2 separate regions of the Homo sapiens genome follow, and region 1 is linked to region 2. Evidence: chromatin loops called from intact Hi-C (ENCODE). Cell type or tissue: heart left ventricle. All regions are shown on one strand. Each heading gives the region's core, and the rest is flanking DNA. Links, peaks and the distances in the headings are about the cores only. Region 1 has its middle 13 kb from the start of LINC02898. Region 2 has its middle 20 kb from the start of LINC01914.

What was found. A loop is a pair of places that touch in the nucleus more often than their neighbours do. Peaks named below come from ENCODE experiments on the same cell type or tissue, not always from the same donor. Only the 100,000 strongest peaks of a DNase experiment are listed, where the experiment ranks them.
Region 1: a loop joins it to region 2, with 4 times the contacts of the local background. A loop is called at or near these places in 5 of 110 quality-filtered maps.

The regions. Positions count from the first base shown.
Region 1 is chr2:41,964,305-41,969,684 of GRCh38, forward strand. No RefSeq gene overlaps it. Among named protein-coding and RNA genes, the nearest start is that of LINC02898, 13 kb to the left of the region's middle. RefSeq lists enhancers at 1-4,356, 2,618-2,677, 2,788-2,837 and a silencer at 3,685-3,979. In heart left ventricle, for the core only: no CTCF peak of the experiment used is centred there; DNase peaks (open chromatin) are centred at 2,397 and 2,732; H3K27ac peaks cover 3,972 bases.
Region 2 is chr2:41,910,826-41,916,205 of GRCh38, forward strand. No RefSeq gene overlaps it. Among named protein-coding and RNA genes, the nearest start is that of LINC01914, 20 kb to the right of the region's middle. In heart left ventricle, for the core only: no CTCF peak of the experiment used is centred there; no DNase peak of the experiment used is centred there; H3K27ac peaks cover 655 bases.

The DNA of each region.
Region 1 (5,380 bases), core at 208-5,207, 53 kb after region 2:
GGGAAGCTCAGTTTCCAGTCACGGCATTCAGACAACCCACAGGCTGCATCTATATGGCACCCAAACATCTGGATGAAATGTAAACAAAACAAGCAGATGTTTCTCTTTCATTACAGCAGGTGCCTCTGCAGTGCCCTCAGCCTGGGGCTGAAAGGGAAGGGCTCCCTCTGGGGTCCAAGATCCCAGAGGGAGTTTGGGAGGGCTGCATACCCTTGACCTATCAAGGAGCTAGTCCCTTGGGTGTCATAGACAGAGATGAGCAAACAAAGCCAGATACTCCTAGGGAAAAGAGGCTGGTAAAACTGACAATGGAGGATGGTGTTTGTGAGGACAGAATGAAAGGTTCAGGAACTGGGGGCAAAAGAAGGAGATGCCAATGGAAATCAGTGGAGGAAGACATTGATTTCAAATCCCTCTCTAATTTCATTATGATGAAGAGTTTCCTGAGCCTCCACATTCCACACCACTGCCTTCTAGGAAAAAAAGCAAGACATGGCCTGCACAAACCTCCGTCTTAGTCCAGGGTCTCCTGTGCAAGAGGAGTTGGGATCCAGAAAGAGAGGATGTCCTGGGGCTTGGATGACCGGGGGTTTCAAAAACAGCACAAACCTCCCCTTTCTCAGGCCATCTTCCACCTAACAGGAGACAAATGGATGCATCACATTGAACTAATAAAGGTGGGTTGAGAGGTTCATGAAAGGGATAATTGAGGAAGGACAGCGGGACAACAGACCATGAAGAACAGAGTGATAACAGCCACAGAGAACCAGAGGCAAAAACAGATGAATTGGTTTCCATTTGCCTTCCCTTCACTCCTGCCAGACCCTCTATCCTGACTCTGTGTGGTCCACTAACATACTCCCCCAGTGCAGTCCCTGAACACTTACCCTGATCCTCTCCTCTGCTCCCCAAGCCCTGTGTGTGACACTCACACTCCCCCAGGTCTCTCCTCTACTCCTCAAACCCCAGGTGCACTGACACACTCTCCAATCCTGTCCCCCACTTCCCTAGCCCCTGGGTGTAACACTCAACACACTCCCAGTCCTGTCCCCCTCCCCCAGTCCTGTGTGACACTGAACACACTCCCCCAGTCTTCTCGCCCATTCCCTAGTCTCTGTGTGTGACACTGAATACACTCAATCATGACCCCTACCTCCCCAGCCTCTAGGTATAATGCTAAACACACTCCTAGTCCTGTTCCTTACTCCCCCAGCCTCTGGGCATTGTGTTAAACACAGTCCTCCAGTCCTCTCCCCCACTCCTCTAGCCCCGCGTGTAACACTGGGCACACTCTTCTGGCCGTCTGCCCTTTCTCAGTCTTGGGTGCAACACTAACACGCCCTCCAGTCCTATCCCCCATGCTCCCAACCCTTGGGTAAGGCACTGCTCCCACACTCAATGGGGAGCCAAGGAACAGTTACACTCCCTTGGCTCCTCCACTGTCTGTCACAACAAACACATTCCTCAGGGCCACCTTCCTTGGTGGCAGCTGTTTTACCCTACTATCTGCAGAAAGACTCTCAGGTCCCTACTGTGATCCTGTGTGCCAGCCCAGCACAACAAGTATTGTGGAGACAAGGGGAGAGAGAGAGAAATGGGAGACAGAGGAGAGAGAGTGGGGATGGCAGCACTGGTGAGGATTGCAGCTCCTCATCCATCCATTGATACTGGATTTTGTGTCAAAGGCAAACATTTTCCTTTGACCTCAGTGTTCCTGTCTGCAACGCTGAGCTGCAATCTGGCATCAAGCACCCTGGGAAAAGGGCTGATTGCCACAGAGAGTTGAGAATTCAAGAACTGGACTCTGGTTAGGACCGGGTCAGACACAACATGGAGAAAGAGGATTATATCTTGGTAGGGAGGTAGCATTTTTGTTTGGTTTTTCTTGCTTTTCTTATGAAACAGGAAGTGCCAAGCAATGCCCCCAGGTTTTGGGGTTTCCAAGTGAAGAATTTTACCCCTGATAACCACAGTAACCCCTGAAAGAAGTGGAGGCTTTCCTTTCATATTTCGGGGGGCTGGGAGGGGCAAGGAGTAGGAATCAGACACAAAGAAAACTGAAGTATGGGTGATCCAATTCCCCTTCCCCCAAGTAGCCTTGCTTTTTAGCTCCATGGGTTAGAAGTTTATGGGAATTCTGGATCCATGGTTTCCTATGGTCTCTTTTACAGATCTTGTTAATTTATTACCCTTGGTTACACTTTTAATGGAAATCATGAAGAAATGGCAAAGGAAACATGAGCTAATTTTTTTTCCAGTGACACATTTCACTGCTATTTAAATAGCTGTTTTGCCAAACCAAACACAGCGCTTACAGCCAGCGGTGACACATGAAGGAGATCACTGTGGCCGATCCTGCCTGCGGCATCCAGAACAGGCGAGACTTTCTCTCAGCTTCCCCAAGGGCCGGACGCCAAGGGGGGCGGGTAGGAGAGCTGGAGCCTGGGGCACAGCTGGAGCCCCAGAGCTGGGTGCGTGCAGCTTCCACCCACCCTGGGCACGGCTGCTTCTCTGTTGCCTCCTGTCCACTCCTTACCCCTGAGGAGCCCTGGGGTAACTGTTTTCTCCCAGCAGCCTGGGGGACCCCCCAGAGTGGGCCACAGCAAGAGCACCAGCAGGGCCTCCTGGCCCTCACTGCAGGATGATCTGCTCAGGCCTTTAGTGGGGAACATTACTGGGTTGCATAAAACCAGAGACAGACTTTGGGGAAGCCCTGGCCATCTCGGTTCCAGTTCTGTGGTGGCGGCAACAGTGGTACTGTGACCACGCTCACACAGGGTGCCTTTGTTAGGCAATCCCAGAGCCTGTGACTTCTCCTCCTCAGAAATGTTGGCCTCTGATGCACTCTTGCTCCCCAACTTGGGGACCGTGATGTCACCAAGCATTTATGAGCTTCTCAAGAAGCCAATTGAGACTTGCGGCATTTGGCGAGAGAAACTCCGGGGCCTGGGATGTTGGAGAAGAGGAAGAGGCCACAATCTGTGGCGATGGCTGGTGCAGGAGGAATGGAGGGGAAACTGTTCACAGCAGCCAAGTCAGAGCCTCCCCAGGGTTAAAAAATGCAGTGGGATTGAGGGAGGCAAAGCGCTTAGGGTCTGACATGAGGGCTGTGGAGACCTTGATTCATTTGTCCAATCTCGGCAGCCCTGTGACAGACAGCCCAGTGGCACCAACATTCTCCCCATGAGCTCTGCTAATGAACAGCAGGAAGGGGCAATCCAAGAAGCAGGCACGAAATGGGGAGAGAATGTTCTGGAGGGAGGAGCCCGAGCCAGCAGGAACTAGGATTTCAGCCCCACCCAGGCCCTGCTGGGTCCTGAACAAGTCTAGCTACTTCTCCAATTCCCCCTCCGTGGGATGCTCTGTGGCCCCCAAAGCCCTCTGCCAGTGTCAAGGTGGCAGAGCCGAGGGGCCATGACAGAATCTGGGCAGCAGGCCTGCTGGCACCCTGGGAGAAACCACTCTCCGTCCTCTGCTTTTCAGGGAGAAAACCCACATTAGCGAGACTGGGGAGAGAAGTTAACTGTCATCTTCCCTTTGCCAAAAATTATATTAAATTCACTGACCACATTTTTCCAAACCCAAGTGCAGAGGACATTAGATCAACGCACACTGGCTGGGCTCTGGTGCGCCGGGCACCCCACACATTTCATTTTGCATTATTAATATTTAAACCAAAGCAGCTGTTTGCACACACAGAGCCCAGAGCCTGCCCAAGACTCCTGTGGAGACTTCTTTCTGGGATCAGACGCACCAGCTAGGAAGCACGTTGTTGACCCTAAGGACTTTGAATTTCCCCAAGCAGACATTCATTGGTCAGCGATGGATGAGATTTCTGGGATATTTCCGAGCAAGGGGAACTGCTGGTTTATTGGCAAGTGCAGATTCTGATGATCTGGCTTCACTGAAATTCCTTGAGGAACTAAGTAGTAGGGCCCACCCGGAGCAGATTTTTGAGAGGGGTGAAAGTATCTCTTTAGGCACCAACCTCCCCTCTGAGCCCTATTCTGCCAAGCATTTTGCACCATAGAGCCTGGAGTCCTCCTCCTGGGCATTTGCAAGTTAAAGCCTCATCTCTAAGCCTGGCTGGGAGACTCTTGCCTGAGTCCTGCCCTGCAACCTGATGCACCACAGCCCCTTCCCAAGCTGCCTCAACTCTCACCTTCAGCCTTGTGCTCCAGCCACCACAGTCTGCTCTGTTTTCCAGACACACTAAATTCTGTCTTTCCACAGACGATCTGCTATTTCTGCTTGCCTTTGAAATCTCAGGACAAAATTCACCTCTTCTCTGCTACCCCCTCTTCCCTCTAGGACAAATTAATTACTCTTCTCTCCTTCCATCATACTTTGTCCCCCTTTATTTTGACATATATCTCAGTACATTGCAAATCTTTGTTTCTATACCTGCACTTTCAGCGCACACCACGCTTTAAATAGAGTATATTATGTAATTCTTTTTTTTTTTTTTTTTTTTTTGAGGTGGAGTCTCATTCTGTCACCCAGGCTGGAGTGCAATGTGCAATGGCGTGATCTCGGCTCACTGCAACCTCTGCTTCCCAGGTTCAAGCGATTCTCCTGCCTCAGCCTTCCGAGTAGCTGGGATTCCAGGTGTGTGCCACCATGCCCGGCTAATTTTTGTATTTTTAGTAGAGACGGGGTTTCACCATGTTGGTCAGGCTAGTCTCGAGTTCCTGACCCCATGATCCTCCCACCTCAGCCTCCCAAAGTGCTAGGATTACAAGTGTGAGCCACCATGCCTGGCATATTTATGTAATTCTTACAACAACCCTCTGACGTAGGTACTATAATTATCCCCATTTTACAGATGACAAATCTGAGACTTGGAGATTCTGAATAGCTTATCTAAGGTTACATAGTTAGAAAGTATCCGTTTTCCCCACCACCCCAAAACTATGAGCTCCTCAAAGAAGGGGTCATTGCCTTATGCATCCAGGGCCTACGTAACATATTGTCTCATTATAAGTGCTCAGTAAGTGTTTGTCAAAATAATTTTCTTTTTTTTTTTTTTGAGAGGGAGTTTCGCTCTCGTAGCCCAGGCTGTAGTGCAGTGGAGCAATCTTGGCTCACTGCAACCTCTGCATCCTGGGTTCAAGTGATTCTCCTCCCTCAGCCTCCCAAGTAGCTGGGATTACAGGCATGTGCCACCACCCCTAGCCAATTGTTGCATTTTTAGTAGAGACAGGGTTTCGCCATGTTGGTCAGGCTGGTTTTGAACTCCTGACCTCAGGTGATCCACCCACTGCAGCCTCCCAAAGTGCTGGGATTACAGGTGTGAGCCACCATGCCCAGCCTCAAAATAAAATTAAATAGAGTAAACGGAAGTATTTTCTCAGGTCGGGACCTGCTGAGATGCCCTCAT
Region 2 (5,380 bases), core at 275-5,274:
AGTTCCAGCTACTCAGGAGGCTGAGGTGGGAGGATCACTTGAGCCCAGGAGGCTAAGGGAGCAGTAAACTGTAATCACATCACCGCACTGCAGCCTGGGCAATAGAGCCAGACCCCATCTCAAAAAAAAGTAATACATGAACACATTCTTGTGTGTTTTAAGTTAAACAACATACAAGCAATACACGAATCCATTCTTGTATATGTGTGCGTGTGTGTTAAGTTAAACAACATAGAACTAGGTAGAAGAAAGTTCCCATTGACCATTATCTTCCCCAGACCACCATACTTCCCTACCAAGAAAGGACACACATACAGTTAATGTGACCTGTTTCTTACAGACCTTTGTCTTTGCAGTTCTGTGCCTGTAGACCTGTATTACATGGTGTCATGCCAGGCGTATGCTACTGCAACTTGCACTTTGCACTTCCTCTTATATCTCACAGATATCTCTATGCCAGGGTATCCCCCATTCTTTCAAGTGCAGAGAGACAAACCATGCCTATTTAAATCTATCCCCATGGATGAGTATTTCAGGTGTTTCTGCATTTCCTCTCATATAACATTGCAAAATATATCCTTCCCCATGCCTCCTGGGCACCTGTACGAGTGCTTCACTAAAACCAACATTTCTAAGTTAATACCTAGCTTTAGATGATTTGCACATTGACATTTTTTATAGCTTCTGCCGCGTGGCCATCCTGGAGGCAGGGTCAGTTTACTCTTTACCAAGAATTGTCCCCAACTCATGGGATATTTTAAACCTTCCTAAATTCTTACCAATATGTTATTAGGAAAACATCTCATTGTTAACTTTCAGTTCACCAATCACTAGTTATCTATTTCTACTATGACTTGCCCATTGCTATTCTGTGTCTGCTGTTTTAATCTGGTTGGTTGTCTTAACTGTCCATTTCTAGAAACTCATTTTGTAGTTATTATTCCTTTGTCTGTTATATATGTTACAAATGCTCTCTTCCAGATACTCATTTGCCTTGTAATTTTGTTTGTGGTATTTTTCTTTTTGTACAGAAGTTTTTATTTTTCTGTAGTCAAAAATAACAAATATTTCTTTTGTGGTTTCCTTTGCTACTTCCAAGATTAATGCAATATTCATCTATATTTTCTTCAGATCTTTTGAAGTTGTTTTTTAAATTTAGCACTTTATTCCATCTGGAATGCATTTTTATATATGGGAAAATAGGAAGCCAACCATTTTTTCTAAATTTCCAGTAGTCCCAATCTCATTTATGGAATAACCTATTCTTTCCTCCACTTATTGGCAATGCCACATCATATACTAAATTGCTATATGTACATACATGTGAGTAATATTTCACTCTAATTTATCCAAAATATCTCTTCTTTAATTCTTTCACTAGCACCAGGAATTGGCTTTTAGGGAGGATCTATTTCTCACATACACACACACATAGAAAATTGTTTTTACTTCCATGATGAAAGACAGAACGCAAGTGCTGGAGGCCATTAATAAAGGGTTCTTTCCCCACCCTGGGTTTGCACTGTTACCAAATCAAATCCATTTTGCAGCAGAGTGTCAAATTCTTACCCGTCAAGGAGCATGCAAGCTTCAGATGCAGCTATCCCACCTCAGACTACTATTACACTCAACTCTAAGAGCATATTGGATGATGTGCAACAGTTGTTGACCTGAAGTGAACCCTGACTCAGGCCGCTACTTAGAACTTGGACCATTAATGTCTGGCCAGAACCAGTTCTGAAAAATAGCAATGATCATTCATGTCAGTAGCATTTGGCTTCTAACTATAAAATATGTCCAGACACATATTACAGGGATGTGTTCTGGAATCATTTCTTTCTAGGTTGTCTCCTAATGATGTTTTGGACATCCTGGATGCCAATCCCGACCTCCCCTGCAAAGCAAAAAGACAGACATTCTTGTATAGAGAGATGACGTCTTATTATCTTAAATTAGAACTGATCTGAAAATAAATTTGCCATGTTAGCCAATTATTTTCAGAAGGAAAGCCCATAGATCTGTCCTAAAACTAAATATGTTCTCTCTGATAGGCTCCACATTTTAACTGATTTATAAATAATGACCCAATACAAGTTACTTCATTCAGTTACTTGGCGCTAACATGGAGTTTGTCTTGGACGGGGTCCTGACAGTAGCACTGCCCAAAGCCAGGCCTTCTTGGGTGCTTTGCCAAGAATGTATTTGGCTGTGGCAAGGGTCTAATTATGCCAATCTTAAATATTCTGAGGCATGGGCACTACTTCAGCCATGTTAAATGAGGTAGACTTTGGGGGCCTGATTTGCTCATTCATTTACACACTGGAGTGGACCAAAGCAACTTCAGAAGAGAATCCTTGTCTTGCTGGTGGACAGTGATGGAGGGCTCAGCTCCAAAAGGCATATCAACCTCACCCCAGCTTGATTGTCATAGGCACAACTGATTGATGTGGTATTCAAATGGCAACAAAGAACACCATCCTTCGAGTTCATCTAGAGAGAACAGTTGTATGCCCCACTACTAAATATTTACGTAAAAACCCTGCTTAAAAATAACACTATTTCAGAGAAGACCACTTGAAGGACAAGCAGTTCATCTGTTCTTCCAGATTTTCTAACACCGTCCAAGGATCCCACCAGAGCAAGGGAAACACGGATATCTGGAGTACATCATATCGGCCCCAGAAGAATTACTGTTGCTGAACTGTTTTTGGTGTGACGCAATCAGCATTTTTTAAAATGTCATTACAAGAAACAGTCCCACGAAAAGCATCGTTATATGTGGGGCCACATCACAGTGCTATCACAGTGTTTTCAGTACCCTCAGGGGTAATTCCATCTGAATTTAGTACTAAAAATAGTAGCGTTTATTCTGGGCAACTGGCTTACCTGTCTGTGGCATGGTTTTCTAGAGGGTGCTCTGAGGAACACTGGGATAAAAGGTATGCCCCATGAAAGGGGCATTCCATAATCAAAAATAATTTTAAATCTCTAGGGAAAAACCAGTCATTGTTTGGTTATTTACTATAGGACTTCTCTGAGTTGCTAATATGCATTATGTAATATTACTAAGTGTAACGTTTACTTGGGGACTAGGGATATTCACAACAAACCACTATCTTTGTGTTGGGCCCTAACCATTGAAGCTGATGTAAGTATCTCTATGCCAAAATTGGCCTTCTCTCCCCAACCCTGAGACCCCTGACTTGTCCTGGCCAGTTCCCCTTCAGCCTGGTACTGAGGTCTTAGAGGTCCTGAAAGGTGACACTGTGACTGGTGGGTCTACTCTCTTGCTCCCACCCCCATCCTCCTCCACTCACCTCTACCCTGTCCTGGGCACATACCCCAGGAGAAATATCCGGGTCTTCGGCAGCTTTGCTACTCACCCAAACTGCTTTTGCTCTCATCTCACAGAACGTCTGCTGCCAGCCCTCTTTCCACCGCTCTCACTCTTTGGGGCTCTCCAATTCTCTTTTCTCTTTTGTTGCCTGCTCTTGAGAAATTTGCCTGTTTATTTCTGGAAAATTTCTCAAGACCTTGAAGAAAAACACTAGGGTTTTGTAGTTATCACTATATAGTCACGATTCTGCTTTCCTTCTGTTCAAGGAATAAACTACTCAGAGGTGACATGGTTTGGCCCTGTGTCCTCACCCAAATCTCACCTCGAATTGTAATTCCCACATGTCAAGGGAGGGACCTGGTGGGAGGTGACTGGATCATGGGGGCAGTTTTCTCCATGCTGTTCTTGTGAGTTCTCACGAGATCTGATGGTTTTATAAGTGGCAGTTTCCCCTGCTCTTCTCTCTCCTGCCACCTTGTGAAGAAATTGTCTGCTTCCCCTTCTGCCATGATTGTAAGATTCCTGAGGCCTCCCAAGCCATGTGGAACTATGAGTCAATTAAACCTCTTTCCTTTATAAATTACCCAGTCTCAGGAAAGTTCTTTACAGCAGTGTGAAAACGGACTAATACAGAGGGCATACTGTCCTCTCTGAGTATTTATCTTTTTTGTGTGTGTGGGCCTCTGTGTCTCTTGGTTGCTGGTTGCTAGAGCTCCATGGCTGCCACTGTGCAGATGAAGAGGCTATCTGTTCCTGCTCCCACCAACCCATCCTCTTCTGGATCCATGGCTAAGGCAGATGCCTTAAGTTTCTAGAAAACTGCATTCTGGTTATGGCAGAGACTATTGCTTACCAATTCCCCTCTTTCTTAGCAAAAGCAGCCCTAGTTTTCAGCATCTGACTACCCAGAATAAATATTGCATTTCCCAGACTCTTTTGCAATCAGGAGTGAACATGTGACTAAGTTTTAGCAATGAAATGAAGTGGGGCTGGTATTTGTAACTTCCAGCAAGTGTCCTCTAAGATTTGCCTTTCTTAATCTGTCCTTTCTGCTGGTTGGAAGGTGAATATGATGGCTGGAGCTCTTGTAGTCACATTAAACCATGAGGTAGCTCACCATGGATGACAGAGCAGCAAAATGCAAGAAGCCTAGGTCCTTGGCAATTGTGGACAAACCACACAGCCCTAGAGTTCCTAACTATGAATACTTTTATGTGACACCTTGTTTAAGCCTCTGTTATTTGGGGCTTTTCTCTATCTCACACAGCCATACTTCATCCTAAAATACCAGGTAACTGGGGTTTTACTAGAACTGGAAAGAATCTAGGATTCAGAGTCTCAGGTTGAAGGGACCCTCAAGAGAGGAAACCTTTCAGTTGTCAAAAACAAAGGTAACATGTAGAACAGAGTGGAAGGTAGAGCCAATGGAAGCCCAGGAGTACCTGGCCAGAGATATGCTTGAGGACTCTGCTACTCCAAGCACAGTCCCTGCATCGGCAGTATTGGGATCTCCTGGGAGTTTGTTAAAAAGGCAGAATCTCAGGCCCCACCCCAGACTTAATGAATCAGAACCTTCATTTTAACAAGTTCCCCAGGTGATTCATATGCACATTGAAGTGTAAGAAGCACTGCTTTAGAGGGGCTTTAATATCATATAGAAACACAAGTCAAAGCCACAGTTCCTATTCATCACAGAGAACTGGATCTACGCAGAAATTTTGGAAAGAATGATGCCATTAGAAAAACTCTTTCCATACTCAAAGTTATAGCAGAGAAGCTGGCTGACCACCCCAAGGTGTGGGTAGGGGGGAAAAGAAAGAGAGCTAATGAAATAAATTAGAGGACCTAGTTTGCATATGCTAGTATAAAACCCAAATTCTCATGCTTTTTACCAGGAATAGAAGCCCACAGCCTAAATCTAAAGAAAAATTGGTCTACGGTACAGTAATATGCACCTGTAGTCCCAGCTACTTGGGAGACTGAGACAGGAGGATCACTTAAGCCCAGGAGTTTGAGGCTAGCCTGGGCATCATAATGAGATCC